Linked DNA regions of Homo sapiens: region 2 is linked to region 1. The links are chromatin contacts, found by Hi-C or POLR2A ChIA-PET in ENCODE. All regions are on one chromosome and are shown on one strand. The core of a region is the stretch at or near the end of the contact, and the rest is flanking DNA. Distances in the headings are between cores, read along the strand shown.

The links. Hi-C counts contacts between places; a loop is a spot of excess contacts on that map. ChIA-PET counts read pairs that join two places held with the same protein, here RNA polymerase II (POLR2A). Pooled maps may share reads with other maps.
Region 2: a loop to region 1 is called in a pooled map, with 5 times the contacts of the local background. The contact joins the promoter of LINC01814 here to the enhancer-like site in region 1. A Hi-C loop is called at or near these places in 4 of 37 single-sample maps with no recorded cell type and 7 of 50 pooled maps. POLR2A ChIA-PET finds 5 or more read pairs at or near these places in 1 of 52 experiments (A673).

What each region holds. Positions count from the first base shown.
Region 1 is chr2:8,405,850-8,411,967 of GRCh38, forward strand. No RefSeq gene overlaps it. Among named protein-coding and RNA genes, the nearest start is that of LINC00299, 80 kb to the left of the region's middle. Within about 2 kb of position 3,067, at least 6 of the 41 ENCODE cell types and tissues checked have a DNase peak (open chromatin) inside an H3K27ac peak, as active enhancers do.
Region 2 is chr2:8,581,247-8,587,364 of GRCh38, forward strand. LINC01814 (long intergenic non-protein coding RNA 1814) reads right to left here and starts at 2,546. Exons shown (of 6, transcript NR_110257.1): 1 at 2,471-2,546. RefSeq lists a silencer at 2,437-2,806 and enhancers at 2,484-3,163, 3,164-3,842, 6,086-6,118.

The DNA.
Region 1 (6,118 bases), core at 1,817-4,316:
AGAAAATTTAGCTAGGCATGATGGCACATGCCTGTAATCCCAGCTACTTGGGAAGCTGGGGCACAAGAATCGTTTGAACCTGGGAGGCGGAGGTTGCAGTGAGCCAAGATCACACCACTGCACTCCAGCTTGGGCGACGGAGTGGGACTGTGTTTCAAAAAATAAACAAACAAAAGAAATATATACATATATATGTCATAAGGCTTATTGCTTCTTCTCTAAAGGAAGAAGATAAATTGATTTGAAGTTTCATTAAGTGAGGCATATGGGAGAATTCGCTACATAAGGAAGCAGGAAAAGGAGTCCATTTCCTTAAAGTTACTTTTTAGAAGCAGGCAGGCTTCTCTCACACATCTGAGACAACCTGGCATCCAGGCATCCTGTGATCTTTCTAAATTTGGTCTCACCTAGATTTTATTAGAGAATTGATCTAAGCAATACACTTTTGGGTCTGTTTTTTTAACTGACAAAAGTTGTCTATGCCTTATATTTATATTTTATTTATATTTTTCACAACATCATATGTGTATATTGTAAAATGGCTAAGTTGAGCTAGTTAACATATGCAATACATCTCACATACTTCTCATTTTTGTGGTAAGAACACTTAGATATGGCCTATTAGTAAGATAACATAGTTATTGGTCTATGTAAGAAGCTAAAATCCTCGGGCCAGGCGCAGTGGCTCACGCCTGTAATCCTAGCACTTTGGGAGGCCGAGGCAGGTGGATTGCCTGAGCTCAGGAGTTCAAAACCAGCCTGGGGAACACGGTGAAACCCCGTTTCTACTAAAATACGAAAAAATTAGCCAGGCATGGCAGCATGCGCCTGTAATCACAGCTACTTGGGAGGCTGAGGCAGGAGAATCACTTGAACCTGGGAGGCAGCGGTTGCAGTGAGCTGAGATTGCGCCATTGCACTCCAGCCTGGGTGACAGAGCAAGACTCCATCTCAGGGGAAAAAAAAAAAAAGATAAAGCTAAAATCCCCAATAAAGGAATCCTTGCTCGAAATTAGAAAATATTTTATTTAAAAATTATGCTTAAAAAAATCCCAATTAAAATGATGCCATTAGCACTGTCCACCCTCAACACACACACAAATTAATTTTAAAAATAAAGCTTATTTCTAAATCCTTACACAAAAGAACTGATTTTAAATGACACGCAGTTGGTAGCAGATCTGAACCACACAGAGCCCCAGCTTGGTGCTCCGTCTCCCCGGCCATGTGAGGACACAGCCCTCTTGAACTTCTAAACTGCCCCTCAGGAAGCAGAGCAGCATGGAAACGGTGTGAAAACCAAGCCAGCCTTTCCATTCACCAGGGGTTTTCATTCCTATTCCATATACTGGACAAAGTCACCCACAGAGCAGCTGAATTACTTCCTGGTCTTTCTTGAAGTATTTCAGTTCTCAGGCAGACCCGGGGCATACAAAGTTGTGTCCAAAATCATCACTCTACCTCCAGGTTTCTCTGTAACCAGCAATTTACTAAAAGTACTTCCTGGGCCTCAAGGTGGGAACTTTATGAGCTTCAGATTCTGTACCTTCCAGTCTAACCAAAGTTATACGTGATCATTAATTTCATGTTTCAACTTGACTGGGCTACAAGATACCCAGATAGTTGGTAAAACAGTATTTCTGGGTTGCCTGGTACAGCGTTTCCAGAAGAGATTAGCATTTGAATCAGTGTACTGAGTAAGGAACACCAATCCTCATCAATGTGAGTGTCATCATCTATCCAATGAATAGAGTAAAAGGTGAAGGAAGGGTGAGTTCACTCCCTCTGCTTGAGCTGGGACATCCTTCTACTCTTGCCTCCTGACATTGAAACTTCTCGTTCTCTGGCCTTCAGACTTGAACTAAATTCCCCACCAGCTTTCATGGTTCCCCAGCTTGCAAAGGGCAGGTCACAGGACGTCTGGACCTCCACAACCCTGGGAGCCATTAACATTGTAAACCTCCCACGTGTCTATCTCTATATGTCCTACAGGTTACGTTTCGCTTAGAGAACCCTGACTAATACTGTATACTTCCCAATGCCTACTTTAATCCTCAAAAGAAAGCTGAATCTGATTCACACAGTTTTATTCAATAAAGATCTCGATGACAATGTCAATTCAGGTGATTGGAACAGTTAAAACTGAGCCAAAATGCTGTGTGACACTAAAAATCCAGAAAAATTTACAGAAAAAAAGTTATTTGTTATTATTTATTTATATTTATTTTATTTTATTTTTGAGATGGAGTATCACTTCCATTGCACAGCTGGAGTGCAGTGGCACAATCTCCGCTCACCGCAACCTCCACCTCCTGGGTTCAAGCGATTCTCCTTCCTCAACCTCCCCAATAGCTGGGATTACAGGCTTGTGCCACCACGCCCAGCTAATTTTTTTGTATTTTTAGTAGAGACAGGGTTTCACCATGTTGGCCAGGCTGGTCTCAAACTCCTGACCTCAGGTGATCCACCCACCTCAGCTTCTCAAAGTGCTAGGATTACAGCTGTGAGCCACTGCGCCCGACCAGCAAAAAGTTATTCTTACTCTGTTTTTCAATGCTACTCTATACCAAGCTGTAATGGGTATACATACATAGATTATAAAGCAATGAGACCCCTTGTTTATGTCCCACAGTGATGCCCAAGTTATCTGCGATATGCTATATTCATTGGTTAATGTGAGTACTTGGGGAGTTTCTAATATAACCTTTAATGTGTGTGAACAAATTGCCAATAAATCCCAGAATAGACTTTAAGAAGTCAGCATGATTTTTCCCTGTTAGATATCATCTTTAAAAAGGGTAGGAGAAAGTTGTCTGGAAAAAAAAAAAAAAAAAAACTTCAGCATGTAAATTAATTTTAAAATGGGCATGGTAGTTTTACATTTTGAAGATAAGAAGATTAACCAGAAGGAACTGAGAGAGAAAATTATCAAACCTGAATGGGGAAAAATGCCTGAAAAAATATAGCTGTGAAGAGAGCTGAGTCATTTGTGATAGAATTTTAAGGCCCTGCAAAAGTCCCGAACATGGTCACAAGTGGTTTACATAAATCCATGTGCCCTCTTCTTCGAGCCAATCAACTGCTCTCCAGCCCTGCGGCGAGTGGCATCGCTAGGATGAGTCAATGACACTGTCACACAGTAGAAAACACAGCCTCCTTCCATCTCCATGATGTGCTTTCTCACAACTTCATTAAACTGAACCAGAAATCACATCAGACAACATGGAAGAGTCATGGGATGACTTTTGACATGAGATTGAGAGACAGGTGGGTGAGACTTCAAGAAAAATGACACAAAGATAAGACAGTTTCAGATTCAAGATGATCTTACACTTCTGAAAACCCAAACATCAACGTCTTAGGGCCAGAAAGTAAAACTTCTAATGAATAGGATGTGAAAGTCGCCAGGCAGACTCCTTGCATTTCACCATGACACTAAATGAAAGCACAGAAAGTCCAGAAGCTAAATGAATGTGTAAGATTTCTCAGACAAGATCTCTGGGGTCGCTCTAATTATAACACCCAAATGTTGTTAGCAACAATAGAAAGAGCAATTTAGATATGTGATTTGGTGATTGTTTAAAATACATTTGGGGCTCTTTTGAGAGTTCTGAAATTTCCATAGCAGCTGCGTACTTCAGACCTGGTGGCATTTGGGGAAACACTTGTCAAATCCATACTTGGAGCCCAGGCTGCCTGGTGAAAACGGATTTTTTTCCCTATTGTTAAGTGAAAATTCCATGAGCAAAATATTCTTACATTGTGCCCAGTAGAAATGTACCTTTCCACTGAAAATATTACCCTAATGAGCTTGCTTGTAATGTTCACACTGGAAATAACAGAAACATGCAGGCCCTCCCTGTCTTTTTCTCTTCTATGACCTTCTCCTCCACTTTACTGACAGAGTATGAGTAAGCTGGCAGAAAATCAACAGGGACAAAGGGAACTACTGGCCTCTTGGTTACAGAGGGCCCTTTCGATACCATCCTACATCTACAATACACCACCAGTTTCCTCCTCCATGATGTGACGTTCTTTAAGGAATAGTTTAGAAGGGCCTGACTTAGAACTATGCCAACAGCTCTTGGCACCACTTATTTGCAGACTCTGGCCCAACTGGCTGAAATCAGTCTTTGCTAATTTATCAGCCAGCACAGGTCTCAGCTGCAGTTTTCAGCTTTGATCAAAGCTGAAGCCCATATCATCGTAACATCATGTGTGAGTCTGGGTCTGGATCAGCAGTGGCTGGGAAGACTAAGGAGAAGCACAGAAGGGACCCAGAGTATGGCTGGGCCACCTGCTCCCCTCATTAGGATGGGATGAAATAGTGCAGCTGATTGGCCCAGGGAGAAGGGGGTGTGGGCTGGAGATGGAACAGAGGAGGGTTAGAGAGGGGCTCCCAGGAGGCTGGAATTCTATCTCACCGGCTGCCATCTATTAACCTTGACTAAAGACCTGGCACTGGCCTTGGCACTTACAGATGGTTAGGAACCCAGCCCTCGAGGACTCAGAGACCAGAGACCGCTAGTTCTAATATAGGTCAGACCTGTAAATGCATGAATGGGGAAGAAATAATCAACAATGGGACTACAGAGAAACAAAGAAATATCAGAAGGACAGACTACAAGGATAGTTTAGCCGCAAATTCACCCAAAAACAGGGAAAATTAGAGGAGGAAAAAAGGTTCCAGGACCTTTTTTCCCTTCATTCGAATCCACTTATTAAGCACCTACTAATGCAACCATTTATTAAGCACCTTCTACATGCAAGACACACAAATATTAATAGATAGAGTTCCAGCCCTCCGGGACTTCAAGACACAAACACAAACAACTGTGGAAAAGATTGCATGGTAATAAGATATTTCCCTGTGCAAAGTACTGTGAGTGAGAGACCCTGTCTGGGGGAGGATCTGGAGAGCTTCCAGGAGAAGTTGCCATTCACAATGAGCCTTCCAAGGTGAGTAGGGCTTCAACTTGCCAAGATGGGAGGTTAGCTTTGGCTCAACTCTTGTAAGCCTGAAGTTAACAATGCCAGGTGCAGAGCTTTCTTCCCTTTCCTGGAGGTTTGAAGGGGGAGGCTCACAGCCTGCAGGCAGCATGGCCTGCATTCTCTTACGAGATGTATCTCTTTGAGATACGGCTCCTTGCCCTGCAGAAAAGTGCAGCAGTTAACTGGAGCAGCAAGGAGACCCGGAATTCTGGGAGACCACCGGGCAAAACAGAGGCTGACCCAACCCAGTGGCTCCCGTACCACAACTGCCCCATGGATTTCAGTTCAATTACAGGCTTCTCAACCTCCCTCTCTCAGTCCTCCTGTAAATGGCCCACACTGTGTCCCACCCACCGCTCTTCTTAACAGGCTGTGCAACCTCAGGCAGCTGCTTGAACTGCTCTGTCTCAAATTCATCCTCTGTAAAATGGAGACCATTAAAACCAGAATCTCATAGGGTCCCACTGAAGAGTCAATGGAGTAGTGCTTAGTACAGGATTTAGCCCAGAGCGAGCTCTCAGGAACTTTTGTTATATTTAATGATCATTTTGTACCTACGTGATCTCCACCACACCCACGACTTCGCCATACCCCCACATCCGCATCTGCAGCTCTCTTCTCTTCCCCATGGCCTGCCCTAGAAGTCTGACAGCCTTATGGGCATCACCCCAAAATTACAACGAACACCTCTAACTTTTCAGACTCCTCAAATTAATCGTCTTTCCTCAACTGTGCCTCCTTCTTCCTTGATCTCGGGGATGACATCAGCACGCAATGCTTCCCCAAAAAAGAACTCAGACACCAGCAAAGACTCGCCCTCTCATTTCATCCAATAAATAGATCTGATTTACTAGAACCTCTTGGCTGGATAATCTCCTTCCCCTTCCCAATACCATCTGGGGACTCGTTCTCACCTGCCCAGCCCCAGTGCCCCCAGGCTGGGGTCCCCAGAATGTCTCGCACACGATGGCCGACACACACGTCTGATCATGTCCATGTCCTGGTGAGAGCCACCCTGGCCCTCCATGGCTTTCCAGATAAGGCCTGTGCTGCGGTCGGCACCTGAGGCCCTCCCGGTCTCTCCTGCTTTTCTAGCCAGGCCTCCATAAATGTCGGCCTCACATTT
Region 2 (6,118 bases), core at 1,296-3,795, 170 kb after region 1:
TAGGAGGCCCCACCTCCCACAGGGAGCTCACTAGCTCTTCAAGCAAAGGGTGCACTGGCATCAGGACTTCCTGCAAGCAGGCAGGCAGCACACCAGGAGTGCGGGCACCACCCAGCACCCAGGCTGGTGAGACAGCGGCGGAGGCAGCCAGCAGGAGGGAACTCACCTTTCTTGAGTGTCCAGCAAGGCCGGCACTGTGCTAGGTGTGGAAGCTGAAGCCCCTGCACTGAGGATGGTGCAGCCCATGGGGAGGGCAAACACAGAAACAAACTTCCTACAGCCTGAGTGCAGCCTGGGCCCCTCCGCCTGCCACCTCCTGCAGGGGTTGGTGTTTTCACAGAGGGCTCAGCTGAAGTGTCCCTGAGGCACCTTCCAACCCTGCATCCTATGAGACTGCCTTATCAGCTCACCCTCTAGGATGAGGACATCCTGGCAGAGACACTGATAAGCCAAGGCCAAGGCCACAAAGGAAAGGGAGGGGCCGATGGAGGCCAGACCTGGAGATGTGGGAGCCAGGGCACAGGGCCCCAGCGCTAACTTTTGACCACTGTGGACACACACTTCAAGTGCATCACCTCAGCAGCACTGGTCCTGAGAACTCTGGGGAGATGGCAGGCAGTCCTCTGGCTTCCAGGGTCTACTCATACGCTAAGCTCAAGATTGCTGGAGCTCTGAAGGGGCTCTGTGCCACACTGCGGGCTCCTTCCACTGTTTCGGGCATAGCACTGAACCCCGAAGAAAGTTCCAGGCCTAGTTCTGGAACCTCTAGCACATCCCTGAATTTCTCAGAGCTTCAGTTTCTTCCACTGCTCTGCCAAGGGAAGGGAGTCACCTCGTCACCAAGGCATCGTCCAGGTCTGACACTCCATGACTGTGATTCCATTTGGTTTCTTTAAATCCCATTTTTACTTCTTGCTTTAGCACTAAAGCAAACTCCAGGCACTAAACTCAGGAGATGGGCCCATCTCTTTTGCCCCAAGTCCTAACACTCCAGAAAAGGCATCTGGAGCAGTCTGTTCCTTCTGATGCAAAATAAATCCACTGACACTCATCCTCCCTGGGCACCCAGGCCCAGAGCCCAGAGAACAGGCGGCTGCCTAGAGGCATCAAGGCCACCAGCCTCTTTCCCCCTCCACTGCCCTTTAAGTCCTTCCCTGGGCTTGGCTGAGGAGGCAGCAGGGAAAAGAGGCACAACTGCAGGAGAAAGGAGGAGGGCGGGTGGACGTGGCCAGACCCAGGAGGCTGCAGGGAGCTGGGACTCAGCACAGCAGCCTGGGAACTCCACTTTCAGCCTCGGCTAAAACCCCATGCCCAGAGTTCCTCAAAAAGCCCCTCAAGTCCCTCAAAGGCCCCAAAACATGCTGGGTGCTGAAGACAATGGCCTGCAAGCTTCACATGAGAAACTGAGACCCTCTGTCCCCACTCTTCCAGCAAGTTGAGGCCATTTTCTAGGAATGGTGAAGTCAAAGAAGCTGCTCTTTTCACATTACTCAGAAACACGCACTACCCCCAATCACAGATGCCAGCCATGCACAGGGGCCCGTTCTGAAGGCAGGGGCAGGTGCACCAGCCCAGGAGCCCAGAGAAACTACAGCCAGCGCTGCCTCGGCTTAGGGAACCTGCGGCCGGCTTCCTGGGTACAGCCATCGTAGGAAAGAGGGCCTTTCCTCAGCCAGCATCCCTGCCCCTTCCTCCACCACCTTCCCTCTGTGGGACTGCTCCCAGGCAGACCTGGGGCCTCAGCCAGCATGGGCAGGAACTCCCAGAGGACACGGGAAGGACTCCTGAGGTGCGGACTGGAGGTATGGGCGCCTTGCAGCACAGGGCCTAAGAGGAGAGAAGCAGCTCAGCCTCCCCAGGTGGAAGGAGGCACCCCTTTCCTTCCAGGACAGCAACCTGTTGGTTTGTCCCAGGCCTGGTCAGGTGGGGCGAGGCTGCTCCTGGCGAACTAGGGACTCCTCTGCCCAAGCCCCTTCTCAGGGGAGGAGACCGGCATCCTACACACCCATGTCCACCATCCATGAACATTTACTGATCTCTCAGTAAGTCCCAGACCCTGTGCTAGGGTCCCTGCGATCACGAGCTCATAGACCAGATAAGCGCAGAGAAAGTTGTAATTAAACTACCCAATGCAGAACAATGACCAGCCCAGGTCAGGATACAGACCCAGGGCCATGGCTTAAGCAGCAGAGGGCCTGGGGCGTGGGCGGGGGTGCAGGGGAGGGAAAGGTCCAGAGAGAGGGTGTGACCCTGCAGGTCCGGCATAGCCAGGCATGAGGGCACTCCAGGTGGGAATGTGCCGCCCCAACCCCGGGCACCCCCCGGGGAATCCGGCGCCCGGTGACACAGGCCGCCCTCTTTGAGGGCCTGGATTGAGGAAGTTGGGGTCAGAGCTCCAGACTGGAGTCCCTCTTGCTGAATTCCCCTTCCAGACATCAGAGGCAAAGAGGAACCCTCATTCAGAGACCACCTGCACCAGCGCTTCCGGGCTGGGTCAGAAAAACAGGTCGTCCTCGCCGCCCGCGCCGGCGCCTGCAGCAGGTTCCTCTTCTGGGAGCCAGCACGCAGCCAGAGCTCCAGGGAGGGGGGTGCACCCCGGGGGTGGGACCCACGGGGCGGGGCCAGGCGACACCTCGCCCACTGCCGTGACTATGCCCAGCCCCAGCCAAAGCCCGCCCACTGCCGCAGCATGCCACGCCCCCTCCCGGCCCGCCTCGCAGGGTCATGTTCAAGGTCCTGCCCACCGCTCCTCCCACAATCCAGCCTCAGGGAGGGCCTCCAGGCTCACCTTCCCAGCCTCATTCCGCACAGCTTGCTACTCTCCACACGCACCGCCTCCCGTCTCCAGGCATACCAGCCGACCTGTTGGTCGCCTCTTTTCAAGTCCCCCTCATTGCTTAAGACCTTTCATCATTCCTAGGCCTGTGTATAATCTTTCTCTCTTTTACACCCCCCGCCCCTACCCTGGCAATCAGGGCACACATCGAATCCTGCCGGCTACTTTAACAGCTTCAGGCAGACCCCCATGGTTTCCTCCCGGCGAGGCACTTTGAAGTCCTGAAGAAATAAGTGTGAGGTGGTATGAGAGGGGCTCCTCGGTGACTTCCACAGGCCTCCATATCAGGCCTTCCCCTGCAGAATTCCATGGACCTCTCGGGGGTCCAGGACTCCTTCACAGCAGGGAGGCCCCGAACAGGAACCTCGGGCCCTGCCTCGGGATCAGCGGGATCAGCGTTCCTCCGGGGCTGACTGGAGAACTTTCCTTTATCTGCAGGACCCGCTGGGGTCTCCCGGGCCTAGGCTTCCCTCGGAACTGCATCTCGAAGGGCAGCTCAGCTCGCACTCCGCGCACCTACTGTGTGCTCTCTAAGCTGGACACCAGGAAAGCTCTGCGACTCTGCTGTGAACTCTGGGGTCAGTGAGACCCCGGGGTCAAAAGCTGGCTCTGCCGCTCACCATGGCTGTGACCCTGAGAAAGTTGTCTAACTTCCCTGAGCTTCGGTTTCCTAAGCTGCAAAATGGGAACAGCAATCGTTGTCTGTCTTGCAGCCTTGTTACAATGGCCGAAGGAAAGAGCATGGCACGGAATGGGTTCTCAGTTAGAGGCTACAGAATACCCAGCTCCTCCTGCAGGTGAAGAGCACCAGCTCTGAGCCAAATGACCTGAGCTCACACACGGGCTCTGCCAGACACTGGTTGCATAACCTTGAACAAGTTTCCTCATCTTTCTGTGCCTCGGTTTTCTCATCTGTAGAATGGGCATAACATGGTGCAGTGTTTCTACTTGGGAGGGATAAAAATGGTCTGGAAGTTGATAGTGGTGACGGCTGCACAACCCTATGAATATAATTCACATCGCCAGGTTCTGATATGAATTATAAAATATAAATTATAAAAATGATAAGCTTTATATATTTTTCCACAATTTTTAAAAATATGCCAAGAAGCAATGGATTGTACACTTTCAATGGGTAAATTGTATAGTACGTTAATTTCTCTCACTATAACTGTTTTTAGAAAATGTTAAGAATGGAGATAATAATAATGTTACCTACCTCTAAGGGTCATTAGAGGAGAATGAATGAGTTCACACAGTGCTTAGAAGAGCTTACAATAGTGACCAGCACAGGATAAACCCTTAACTGGTGTTGACTGTCATATCAAATATACCTCATATGTCACTTCGTTTCATCTCTGAAACAACTCTACGGGTTAAAATGTATTTTTCCTTATTTTATGGGCAAGAAAATTGACAATCAGAAAAGTTAAGTCACTTTTTTTTTTTTTTTTTTTGAGACGGAGTCTCACTCTGTCGCCCAGGCTGGAGTGCAGTGGCGCGATCTCAGCTCACTGCAAGCTCCGCTTCCCGGGTTCACACCATTCTCCTGCCTCAGCCTCCTGAGTAGCTGGGACTACAGGCACCCCCCTCCACCACGCCCGGCTAATTTTGTTTTTGTAGTTTTAGTAGAGACGGGATTTCACCGTGTTAGCCAGGATGGTCTCGATCTCCTGACCTCGTGATCCACCCGCCTAAATGCTGGGATTACAGGTGTGAGCCACTGCGCCTGGCCAAGTTAAGCCACCCATGTGGAAGTTGCAGAGCCAGGATTCAAACCCCAATTACGTCTGATGCCACAGTTAGTCCAGGTCTTGGGGAAGATGTTGAGAAGATGGTATGTCGCTGTCTTACCTGGCTGAGTAGCCACAAGCAACAAGCCAAAGGGCACCCTGAGGGGAGAACACTGTGGCTCTCAGTGGCCGCCTCGGGAGAAACAGCAGCAGCTACACCTGCAGGTGGGGGGTGGGGAAAGAGGCTGCGGTAGGCAAGCGAGTGGTGGAGATGGGGGAGGATGCAACTTCCCTGATCCATTTAGAACTGAAACGTCCCACTCACTAGTGCCACCAGCTCCCACTATAGCCAGTGCACCTGACATGCAACAAGAGCTTGAAACCGCGTCACCTTCCTGAGGAAACAGAAGCATGACGGGGTTTGGGGATCGGTGAGAGTCTGGGTTTTCTGGGGCCTTTTTCATTTTGTTTGAGGATCCTTTTTAAATTGTTATTATTCGACCCACTCAGAAATGCCTGAACTTTCCGCTTCCAAGTTGGCTGGAAATCACCTCACAGGGACGTTGCTAAGTGAAAATTAAAGTTCTTGACATTTGAGATGTCATCCTGCTCAGACACGAAAGAAAAGGTCACCAGTGTAAAGGGTAACCCATGAGTGGTGAGGTTCCCACAGCAACACCCAAGTAACACCAGATACCTCTGAGATTGCTGCTATCAAGCCACAGCCCCCAGGAGCTCCCAAGCAGGGGGCCTCCCCCTTGGCTGGAAGAGCAGGAGAAGATTCTGGGCTCCATGAGAGGGCTGGCAGCTGTAGAGGCTGCCTGGCCTGGGATGCTCCATTCCCCTTCAGGATGTCCAGCTGGGCTGGACCGGCCTCTTCCAAAAGTGGAACTCGCATTTGACCCCTGGGGGAGGCCATGGTAGATCTGAGGGAGCCAAAGAGGTCCCCAAGCCAGTCCAGGAGGCAGGACAGGGGCCTGGAGCCAGGAGACAGAGCAGTGGATTCAAAGCCAAAGGGGCTGGGTTGATTCACTTTCTTCTCACGGCAGCCATCCGAAGCGAGGGCTGCTGTGATTCATGGTGGGGGAACAGCTAGAGCCATGGGGCGGCCGGTGGGACCAAATCAAAGGGTGATGGCCAGGCACGAGCGCTGCCAGAGGTGGCCCGTGCCGGCCTCACAGGGCAGCGAACGGGGTCCGGGTCAGGTCACGCCTCAGGAGCCAGAACAGCTCATGTCAAACCAAGACAAGGTGTGAACCAGGTCAAGATAGCTCACCTTCAAATCTGAAAACAGCCCCACGTTGAGGACAGGTTTGCAGCAAACCTAAAACCTGGAATTTGAGAGGTCAAACACAGTCCCAGTCTAAACACATTTGCTTTAAAGTAAGAAAAAGTGAGGTCTGGAGCACATCTGGAGTTTCACATCTGGAGTGCAAGTGGCACCGTTCAAAACGGGACTTCGCGTTTGAGCCCAAGGCCCCCTCGGCTCCCTGGTCACCTCCCCGACCGGGGGCAGAGCAGATGAGCTCCAGACAGCCAAGGGGGCAGC